Regions from separate parts of the Mus musculus genome. Here regions 1 and 2 are each linked to region 3. A link is a contact called in ENCODE POLR2A ChIA-PET data. All regions are on one chromosome and are shown on one strand. Each heading gives the region's core, a stretch centred on a gene start or an enhancer-like site at or near the end of the contact. The rest is flanking DNA. Distances are from core to core; before and after follow the strand shown.

Region 1 (3,701 bases), core at 1,179-3,678, 54 kb after region 3:
GAATGACCAGTCAACTGTCACAATTCAAGACTTCTCACTGGGGCAAGGGCAAGCTCTGGCCCAGTCCCATCTGAACAGCTCTAAGGACAGCTTTGTCCTTAAAAACTCAGCCCCCAGCCCATTTCCTCTACTAAGTAAGGTCAAGATGGAGTGGTCTTTAGGACACTCCCCAAAAACTCAAGCTGTAGTGCCCAAACTTAGGCCTGCAGCATGGCCTGGCTGTGTTCCCACACCTGCCAGCTGCTAACTCCTTCAAGGAAGGAGGCTACACTCAGCTATAGAGCCTCAGTGGGGAATGAGCTGAGAGAATTCTTCCCCTGAGGTCAGGAACCCCTTTCACAGGGGAGCAAAAGCAGGAGCCCGTGATAAATGCTAAGGAATAAGGTTGGCGAGAAACTTCCTCAACAGTCTCAGGAAGAACACTGGACACTGGGTCTCCTGGGAGCTGGGAACACTGTAGAGAGTCCATAGGTCTCAGAAAGTAAGACCTGAATTCAAAGAGCATTCTCCTGCCTTGGCTAACGTGTTCAGTGAATAATGCAGTGAGATTACTGATGCTGCACTTGAGCAGGTGATGCAGAGGTCTCTGACCTGCCTGGTGTGGTCAGGAGGCTCTCGCAGTGAGGCACACAACCTGTCTCCGTTGGTGATTGGGGTAAATTTAGTAATACCCCAATCATCCTACATTAAGAAGGGAAAGACTTAAGGACAAAGACCTCCTTCCCCATTTCCCATCACAGGAGAAAAGAGCCACAGTTTCTGTCTATCACTGGACCAGTGCTTAGAATTTGGAAATTCTGAGGCAAGACCAAAGGTAACTGGGCATTCTGTAGCCAGGTTTAGTGGTCCGAGTTGTGAGGTACACAGAGTCCAGAAACCTACACATTCAGTTCCCTCGAGGCCAAGACCTGAATCCCTTTTCTGAAGCCGCTCCCAACACCTGCCTGTAGCTCTCCAGCCTATATAGAGCAAACATCTCAATGGCTGGTTATGTGGCCACACCAACAGTCTAGCTACCAAGATTTTAGAGAAGTTCCCAGTACCTTCTGCGCTCCGCATCTTGAGGGTCTGTGCCTGGGAGGCTGATAGTGATGGACGACGGCGCTCCCACATCGTAGCGCTTCACTGTCTTCTGGCATATCTTTACTTTCACCAGGAGGCCGTGCACCAAGTTCGCTAGCAGCCCCACCACCGGTTGCAGGATCTCCGGGAAGAAGGTGGCAAAAGCAAAATGGTCAGCCATGTCCCCTCGGCCCCGGCTATGGCGCTGATAGAAGCGAAGATACACCCAACTGGATAGCAGCCCAAAGCCGTAGGAAGCCAGGGCTGGGCTCTGGAGCAGCGTGGCCAACCGGAGGAGTAGCAGCAACGCCAGCAACAGCATGGGAACGACGCTGACGCGGACCTGGGGCACTCGCAGAACCACACAGTCTCCCATAGTTTGCTTGAGGGCTACCAGAACACCACCTAGGAAACCCAGGGCGCCGTGGATACGAATAGTGAACAGGTAAACCAAGTTGAAGGAAGCCATGTAGGTGAGGAGGTAGGCGAGGGCCCCCAGAAGCCCCACTGACACATTCACCACCGAGAAGAAGATGAGCAGCTCCAAGGCTCCCCAGAGGGGCTCCAGTAATCGCCCGGCCACAACCACTGTGGCCAGGCTAATGGCCACGTCCCACACGTGCTGTTCCATGAGCCCGTGGGTGGCCAGGGTCCAGATCCAGAAGTTGGGTGGGAAAAGGTAGCCTGGGGTGACGGCCAGGCAGCCCGTGTCCACAGCGAAGGAAAGCAGGTAGAGAAACAGTACCACGGCGCACAGTGCCTTCACCACCACGCTGGCGCTGGCCAGGATGGCCCCCAGATGTTGGCGGGCACCAGGTAGGGCGCGTTGCATCTTCCTGGCGGACGTTGGCTTAAGGGAATGTGTGGAAGGTGGCCTAGGGGCCTCCCCGGGGCCTCGTCCCAGTTCGGCCCCGACGGGAGGCCCGGGCCCGGCTACTTCACTGGCTTCTGTTCCGTGGGAAGGCTCTGGTTCCGGTTTGATCCGGTTGTAGTTCCAAAGCGAGGAGAAAGTCTTCTTGCCGGGGACCTGTCGTTAGGCCCTGGGTAGCTTGGGCTCGCCTGCCTGCGGGTTCCGTCGGCCCAGCGGCCAGGCTAGCGTTAATCTCAAGGCTAGGCTTCCTCCATCCACTCTGAGACTCTGCGATCTGCGGGGAACTGGTGCCTCGTTCCGGCCCAAGTCAAGCCCGTTTAGCTCCGGCTGGGCTAGGGTTTTGGCTTGACGGTACCTCCTCCCCTCTCCGGGGCCGACAAACAGGGGCGCCGCGCCTGCGCGCCCCCGCCGGCGGCCGCGGCAGTACGCCCTCTGAGCGCTTGCCTTCCGGCTTCTCGGCATGCTGGGATACGGAGTCCTTGGGACCTAGCCGACCGGTTTCTTCATAGAACCACAAGTCCCAGAAGCTGTGCGCCGACCGGTCCCGTAGAGTGTACGGGCTAGGGAGCTTGGGAGTTGTAGTTTTCAGTGCTTACTCCTCCAGTTCTTAGGAGTTATGGAAGTTGAGATCAGTATTCCTGATGCAGTAAAGGGAGGTGTTAAGTGGGCGGGTTCAAGAGGTAGCACCGCCTTGGGCCACACACACTTGCTCAATTCTTTGGAGGAGATTGGCTCTATTTAGGATTTGTACAGGTACAGCAGTGTCTTTGTAAGCAGGTACATAAGAATGTGAACGGTTCTGATGAGTTGTACCAACGTGTGTGAACTAACCAGAAACTGTCGTCTGGCAAGTGAAGCCTAAGATGGGCTTGTTCAGTCATTTGTAGTCACTGTGTTATTGACCAAGTTCCCCGCTGCAATTTCAGGAGCCTTAAAAATGATGATGATGGCAGGCTCTTCCTATCTTAACGATCAAAGAAGGCAACTGTGTAAACGACTTGCCATTGTTGTATTGGGTGTTCGTTCACATTGTCCTTGTTCCAGCGAATTGTACTTGTAATTGTACATGAACTTTCCACCTAAGGGGGAATAAGGGTCAAGGCTGTGCTACTTCAGCGACTCTTTTCCCACTTGATTCCACTGGACAGAGAAATCTCCCTTGAGCTGGAGCGATGGATTAGCGGTTAAGAGCACTGACTGCTCTTCTAGAGGACCTGGGTTCAATTCCCAGCAACCACATGGCAGCTCATAACTGTAACTCCAGTTCCAGGGTTTCTGACACCCTTACACAGACACACATGCAGGCAAAACACCAATGAACATTAAAGAAAAAATATATTTAAGTCTCTCTATAAGTGCCAAGTTGGTCTAGGCTCAACTTTATGCTATAGTGGCTGTCAACAGGGTGTTTGAGATGTATTTAAAAGTTATTTTATAGCCGGGCGTGGTGGCACACACCTTTAATCCCAGCACTCGGGAGGAAGAGGCAGGTGGATTTCTGAGTTCGAGGCCAGCCTGGTCTACAAAGTGAGTTTTAGGACAGCCAGGGCTATACAGAGAAACCCTGTCTCGACCCTCCCCCACCCCCAAAAAAGTTATTTTATTTACATGTATGTGTGTCTTTGTGTGTATATGCCGTTAAGTGTGCAAGCCACCACAGAGGCCACAGCATGTCGGAAGCTGGATTTCTGAGCCACCAGATGTGGGTGCTGGGGTACAGGTTCTCTGTAAGAGCATCAGGCATTATTAACTATGGAGTCATCTCCCC
Region 2 (3,597 bases), core at 64-2,563, 48 kb before region 3:
TTATAGATGGTTGTGAGCCACCATGTGGTTGCTGGGATTTGAACTCGGGACCTGCGGAAGAGCAGTCAATGCTCTTAACCGCTGAGCCATCCCTCCCGCCCCCCATTTATTTATTATTACATGTAAGTACACTGTAGCTGTCTTCAGACACACCAGAAGAAGGTGTCAGATCTCATTAAGGATGGTTGTGAGCCACCATGTGGGTACTGGGATTTGAACTCAGGATCTCCAGAAGAGCAGTCGGCACTCTTAACCGCTGAGTCATCTCTCCAGCCCTGTGACCAACTCTTAATGGCAGTGTCCTTCTCTGGCTTTAGTCTGGGGCCACTCAGAACACCTTGCACACTTCAATCGTCCAATCAAAGTTGGTGGGTCATAGGCCCCTCTTAAAAAGCAGATCACAAAGATTGGAAATAGCTCCACTTCCACCTTTGCACAGCCACAGGATCACAGCCACTACCCAGAAGAGACATGGAACTGAAGAAGCCTCTAGAAGCTGACAGAGGATGGAAGGAACAGATTATAGGATCATGGCAACGTTTGTTTCCTTAAGTCCAATGACAACTCTCTCTTGTCTATCTCTCCTAGAGTCCAGTCTCATTGGTCTCTGGTTGAAGCCCCGGATTGCTGCCTGCAGGAGAAAGGTTCCCAACCTATCAGGCAAAAGGACGACGTTTAGATGACAGAAGATAGTCCACTCAAAGGTGTAAAGGCGGCAGTGAACTCTTTTTGTTTTTAATGTGGTGCAACCTACACAGAAGAGGAGGGGGCGCTGCTTTAAAGAAAATCGAGGTCCAGAAAGAGATCATGTGACCCTCCGCAGAGTTTAGTAGATCTCCAAATAAGTTTATAGGCTCAGTTTTAGCAAGTGAAGAAGACACACCTCCTCCATCTTACTCTCATAATTCACAAATGCTCAGAGTCCTGGTTTCTATTTGGCCTGTGGCGAGGGCAGGTAGTCCTGACCCTTGGGCTACTAGATCAACTAGTCCTACAGTCCAGAAACAGAGCCTCAGGCTCTCAGCATCCAATCGGAGACTAGCTCCTCCTGCAGCCCGCCCAGAGGCCTAAGCCTGTGTTAGCTCTACCCTTGGTGTCTTCCCTCGTTGCGGCCCCGCTCTCAGCTTGCGCCTAAGGCTGGACTGAGCCTAACTTCTCCCTTGGCTCCGCCCTCCAACCAATCACCATCCCTAAATTTCCTTCGGCCCCTCCTCCAGACCCGCCCCGGCCCAGTCGCGGGCTTGGTTCGCCCGGGCCCCACCCCTGGCCCGCCCCGCCGTCGGTGCGCGGCGGCCGGGAAGGCGCCTCCCGCAGTCGCTCGGAACTGCGGACCTGAGAGCTTCCCGCAGAGGGCCGGCGGTGGGAGCGGAGTGGGTCGGGCGGGGCCGAGCCGGGCCGTGGGCCGTGTGGGGGCCAGGCCGGGCCGGCGGACGGCAGGATGGGCTGCACCGTGAGCGCCGAGGACAAGGCGGCAGCCGAGCGCTCTAAAATGATCGACAAGAACCTGCGGGAGGACGGCGAGAAGGCGGCGCGGGAGGTGAAGTTGCTTCTGTTAGGTGAGGCAGCGCCCCGTTCTGGGACCCTTGACTCTCTACGCTAATCCCCAGACAAGGACCTGAAACTGCTCAGCCTGGCCTTGCACCCTACACCTGCGCTTGAAACCAGTAGGAGCCACCCTTTTAAGATCCGAAACTCTGGATTGGTCTAGATTTATAATCCTAGTCCAGACTTCATTCAGACCCTCAACTCATCCCAGATCCCACACACCAAACCTTGTATGACTATCTCCCCCCCCCCTTGTTATCCAGTCTCAAGAGAACTCAGACCCTGCCGTGTATTTCCGCACTTTCTCAGGCTTTTCTTAAACCCTCAGCACCCTGCCGGCTCCCACCTTCAAGCCCCACCTGTTCTATTTCTCTTGGCACGAGCATTCCTTGGGACCCTGGTCAAGCCTCGACCCACTCCCTCTTTTCCTTACTCTGGGATCTGTATTCTCCCTCTTTGCACTCTGACCCTTCAAGAACCTCTTTAAGAGGGAAACTGACTACTCTCAAGTTCTCTGTAGCAGGATTCCCCGCAGGGCCTCTGTTCCAGGTCACCAGATCTCTCTTTCTCTCTGTGTGTGTGTGTCTCTCTCTCTCTCTCTGTCTCTCTCCCTCCCTCTCTCTGCAGGTATCAACCCCCAAATCATCTGCCCCTCTTTTAAGGCTTTTCTCACACTCTGCCGTTCCCTTGCTTCTGCGCCCTCCTGCCCCAGGTGGGCCTTGTTGATAGGAGGAGGGGCACCAGGGGCTGGGGTGGGCCTAGGCTGAGCTGGGCAGACCCTTTGCAAGAGGTTGGTCTGACTCTGAGAGTCACACTGGGAAACAGGGGCCAGGCCTCTAGCATTTGCGGGAAGTTCCATTCCCTGGGATCCAAGGCTTGTCTGGGCCAGGGCCAGGGGAGTCTGGGCAATAGGAGGGAACATGGAGGAGTTAGGGTTGTTGTCACTTCCAAGGCCAAGGAAGATGGTGGCTGCTGGGATGGGGGGGAAGTGGAAGTAGTGAACCAACCGACATATTGCTGCCCCTGTGTGCCGGCCTGGAGAGATCTGCTGACGGCTGCTGGGCTTCTCACACTCGGGGCTGGAACGCCAGGGATATGGCCTAGGATACTGAGTAGACCTGTTGGTTCCCCAGAGGAATACTGTGATGTGGGGGTGGTGGGCAAGCTGAATGAGGGGCTGGTAAGGAGTCTGCTGCCTGTAGCCCCGTGTGCGCTCAAGCATCCCAGCTAGGCTTTGGCAGAGGCAGTGGGCCTGATGCTTGTGTCCAGACCCACACCGGTCGTCAGAGTGGCTCCCTGTGGAAGCCTGACTTGAGAAGACCAGTTCCTCTGGATTGTGGGGAGCAAGGCCCTAGCAGCAGCAGAAGCCGCGCAGCAGCGTAATCGGCTGGATAGTATGTGGGGGGGTGTGGCCCCTCAGCCCCAGGGCCGCCTTGGGGGCCTGCATGCTGTGAAAAGCCTGGCTTTTTTTATTTTTTATTTTTTGGCCAGGCCTGTGGCCGAGAAACATGTACGTCTTTATGGATCCATCTGTTGACTGTCCCGGCGGACCCGGCCTGGGGGCACAGCCCCGGAGGTTTCAAAATGGCATCCGCTCCACTGCTGCCGCGGGGAGGAAGAGAAGGGGCGGGAAGGGGCGGCGGCCCAGCCTCCTGGGCTGCTTTGCGTTGGGCGCTTGCCTCTTCCTGTCTCTGCTGCGAGTGCGGCGAGCAGTGAGTGGGTGTCGACGCGGCGGCGGCAGCGGCAGCGGCGGAATGTCCGTTGCTGCTGGGCCTAGGGAGGGCACTTCCGGGACCGCTACCTCCCAGTGCCCAGCCCGGAGCCCCTTACCAACCCCTCCCAGGTTTATTGGCAGTTATTGTGGTGGCCAAGGAGATGTGGATCTGGACCAGAGAGCAGGGGGAAGGGGGCTGCACAGGACGCCTGGCCTGTTCTGTAACACACGGTTTCCTCTATGCAGACAGGCTTGTCCCTTAGAGCTCAGCTCAGCTTTTGGGCCCGGCTAGGCGATACCTGGTATCCTTTCCTACCCTAGGCTGGCAGTAGCCAGTG
Region 3 (3,814 bases), core at 487-2,986:
GGGATGAGTCCCAGGGAGGCCTTTGGCCCACTTTAGGTTATGGTCAAAAGTAGATAATGTAAAGGTTAGGGCTCAGGTTATAGAACTAGGCAGACTCAGGGGTTTAAACCGAGCCTAGGTCTTATGTTCTCCATTGGGCTATACCATTAGTGCCCCCTGCCCCTCATTAGGGCAGAGGTAAAATTTGACCAGTTGCCCAGCCTCTACGGTGTGGACAACAAAGTACGCCCCTCGGTCTAGCAGGTAAAGACATGTAACTGGCAATAGCTCTGCTCCAGGCCACGGCACTCACTAGGCTACCAACTCTGGGAGCAGCAGAGGCCCAGGTCCCTGTGGGTGTGCTGGGCACTCTGTGTTTCAAATATATTGTTTTCTGAGCTTCCTTTGGTCCACTCAGGGCCACCAACTTTAGGTATAGACACGATGGTGCCTCTGAGCCTTGGAAGACCAGAAGAAGCTCTTGACCGGGTGTCTGAAAAAGTAAACATAGGGACTCTCAAAGTGTCAGTAGGGCAGGAACAGAGAGACGGCCTGTGAGCTCTCTCCAGGGCTGAAGACTGGCCTTAAATAGGGCAGCTACTATGGTAGGCACCCTGGACAGGTTCTGACCCAGTAGGAGTCCTTACACCTTAGGGACCACTAACATTACTTGCTTGTAAAAAAACGTTCAGCCCACACGTTGATTTCTGTTCACCTCTTCTCTTACTATCCTACTTGTCAAAACTGCCCGGACGGTCTCATCTGCCGCACTGTATTGTGGTCCCTTTGGCTGCTGGGCCCTTGCGCCAGATTCTTTACCGTCTCAGAAGCTCCCCTCACAGGGCCTGCCATAATTCTAAGACCACTCTCGGTAAGTATATGCTTTCAGTACTAGTTCTTGTGGAACTGTCACCACCCTATTAAATGCCCCGAGACCCAAGCCACATTAAAGTGGCTGTCAGGTCAAAAATATGCTGGGCAGGCACTCTTTTTCAGCAGTTGTTTGTTTAATGCAACAGGTCATGCTTCTGGTTGAGTCTGATAAGAAGTCTCCAGGCTGCTTCGGTCTCTCTGGATGTCCTCCCGGTCTCTAGTCCAATTGACAGGGCCCCAATTCTCTACCTTTCCAATCACACTTCCCCGTTTTACAGAACAGACAAGGTCTCTCTGCTAATTTCCTTGTGCAGCCTACCAAATGCACTACTAGTATTTGGCAAAAGGGTTGGCTTCACGCTCTTTCTGGTGTGGTTTTCTACCCCAGTAGCGATGGGAAAACCTAGGTCCTTAATGCTGGTCAAGTCATCGTTGCGGCGCGGGATTTCGAAAAACAGCTGGCAATGTGCTCAAGTGAGGCGCACACGTGGCCAATGCCAGCTGGGGCACGTGCGAGCCTTAGCAGAGTTCTGGGAGGTCACGCTGGGCTGATCTGGGAAGATTCATCAACTCAGGTCCCTCAATGACATCGAAGGGGAATCACGGAACACCCCCGCTCACTACTGAACAAGTCTACTGGAGCCCCCGGACTCACCTCCTCCACGGCGCTGACCGCCCTTGCGGAGCGCATTGCCCTTCCGAGCACGAGGCATTCCTGGAACCGAGAATTGGGAACACGGGAATGGGGCGCGGGGTCAGGGACCCGGAGGGCGGGGACTCCAAACCAGCGAAACGCTGGCCCGTGTGCTGAGCTGAGACTGGCGAGGACGACAGGAGCCACACGCCGCGCGCGCCACCATCTTCGTGAGGCGCCCCGCCCTGTCAAATGGGTCGCTGGGAAGGTGAGTTCCCGGCCACCAAGTTCAGATCCACATACACGCGGCCGAAACTACTATCCCCAGGCATCAGCGTACACAGATTAGCACCGCCCAAGTTGTGCGCAGTGCACGACGGGAGTAGTAGTCCATTCCGGAGACACATAAGCCGACGCCGCTCTAGCTAAACTATGTACCCACAATGCCCTGCGTACCCACTTCGCCCCTCCTTCCCCTACCCCCGCCCGCGCGGTTCATAGTTAACTCAGTAGTTTCCTTTCTCACTAGAAGCGTCTGCAGGGCCTGATAACGAAGCACCTGCTTGGAGGCGCCAGGTTTGGCCCTAGATAGAATGGTGAGGACAAACTTCAAGTAATGAAAGAGTGACTTTATGGATAAAAATACAGATAATAGCTTAGCGTTTAACAGACCTTAGCTTAATTTTTTTTGGGGGGGATGTGTGTTGGGAGGCATGTAGGGGTTGTCTGAACCTAGATTTTACTTCTCTATAGATACGCTGGGGTATAGGAACAAAGTCCTAGGCTAGTCACCTTAAATGCCTGGAACTGACCCGGAAGCTTCTTTTTTTTTTTTTTTTTTTTTTCTGAGACAGGGTTTCTCTGTATAGCCCTGGCTGTCCTGGAACTCACTTTGTAGATCAGGCTGGCCTCGAACTCAGAAATCGGCCTGCCTCTGCCTCCCGAGTGCTGGGATTAAAGGCGTGCGCCACCATGCCCGGCTCCTCAGGAATTTCTATGGAAGTTGTATTGGTGGAAGTGGGATATGTACTTGGGAAAGTCCCATAAGCTAAACAAAGCATAAAGGGGAATTCCTCTAGGACTGGGAAAATGACAGCAGGGTCAAGTAGCAAAGGCAGGGACTCCTGACTCTATGTTGGGCTCAGGGTTTAGGCTCCAGGCAGGTAGGGCCAGCCCAACCCGAATAACAATGGCATCTGAAGGAATTCCAAGCTCCAAGACTGTCATCTGGCTGCAGATGTAGAAAGGCTTCCATTTGTCCTGGGTCTTTCCGGGCACATCGACCATGGCCATGACATCGCTGGTGACTGCAAGCCATGGCAGCCTTGGTCACATTGATCACATAGGGGCCTAAAGTGCCCACTAAGTAGTCATGGAGACGCCAGCACTTTTCCTACACAGAGAAAAGATAGGTCAAAGCTCCTTTTCTATGACTTGGCATGGCTTCTCCCCTATCTTGGGGCTCCAGCATGTGCACGATGAGGGGCAACGCTCACCTCAGAGCTAGAGAAGCTCAGGTCCCCCCAGAGTACCACTCCAGCTGTTCCCAGTGCGGCACTCACTCCAATAGTCTGCATCAGGTCGTCCTGCAGGCAGAGAACTGTTAAGCCCAAGCTTGACTGGCCAGATCCATCAGGGCCCAACTTTACCACGACACCATTTGGTTTACTGCTATGATTCTGCCTCTAGAGTAGAGCGCTTTTAACAGAGCCTCTAAGTAATTTCTTAGAACTTCCATTCAGAGAATAACAGTCCTTAGACCAGGGACCACTGATATCTCCCAGTACATCACCATACCTCCCTAGTCCAGGACAGGGTCTTTTTGTTGTTTTGACTTTCAAGACAGGGTTTCTCTGAGTAGCCCTGGCTGTCCTGGAACTTGCTCTGTAGACCAGAATGGCCTCAAACTCACAGAGATCCACCTGCTTCTGCCTCCCCAGTACTGGGATTAAAGGTGTGCATTACCACTGCCTGGACTAGGATAGGGTCTTTTTTTTTTTTAATTAATTAATTAATTTATTTATTTATTTTTGGTTTTTCCGAGACAGGGTTTCTCTGTATCCCTAGCTGTCCTGGAACTCACTTTGTAGACCAGGCTGGTCTTGAACTCAGAAATCAGCCTGCCTCTGCCTCCCAGGTGCTGGGATTAAAGCTGTGTGCCACCACGCCCAGCTAGGGTCTTTTAAAAAACCCCCAGATCATGACTACCTCCAAGTCCTTTTGGGAAAGTTTTCTCTTCAGACCTTTCTAGGACATGGCTGTTTCTCTAGACTCTGATCCTTAGACCTGAGCTTCTCCTTACCAGAGACAGGAATCTCCCAGAGCTCC

The links. ChIA-PET counts read pairs that join two places held with the same protein, here RNA polymerase II (POLR2A).
Region 1: POLR2A ChIA-PET joins it to region 3 with 13 read pairs in embryonic stem cell. The contact joins the promoter of Tmem115 here to the promoter of Ifrd2 in region 3. POLR2A ChIA-PET finds 5 or more read pairs at or near these places in 4 of 5 experiments (Patski and embryonic stem cell).
Region 2: POLR2A ChIA-PET joins it to region 3 with 27 read pairs in Patski. The contact joins the promoter of Gnai2 here to the promoter of Ifrd2 in region 3. POLR2A ChIA-PET finds 5 or more read pairs at or near these places in 5 of 5 experiments (Patski and embryonic stem cell).

The regions. Positions count from the first base shown.
Region 1 is chr9:107,532,672-107,536,372 of GRCm38, reverse strand. It overlaps Tmem115 (transmembrane protein 115), which reads right to left and starts at 2,428. Exons shown (of 2, transcript NM_019704.2): 1 at 1,044-2,428. The coding sequence starts at 1,894.
Region 2 is chr9:107,633,059-107,636,655 of GRCm38, reverse strand. Gnai2 (guanine nucleotide binding protein (G protein), alpha inhibiting 2) reads left to right here and starts at 1,313. Exons shown (of 9, transcript NM_008138.5): 1 at 1,313-1,556. The coding sequence starts at 1,439.
Region 3 is chr9:107,585,640-107,589,453 of GRCm38, reverse strand. It overlaps Ifrd2 (interferon-related developmental regulator 2), which reads right to left and starts at 1,736. Exons shown (of 12, transcript NM_025903.2): 1 at 1,508-1,736. The coding sequence starts at 1,565. It overlaps Hyal3 (hyaluronoglucosaminidase 3), which reads right to left. Exons shown (of 4, transcript NM_178020.3): 2 at 3,789-3,814; 3 at 2,983-3,072; 4 at 2,095-2,879. The coding sequence ends at 2,628.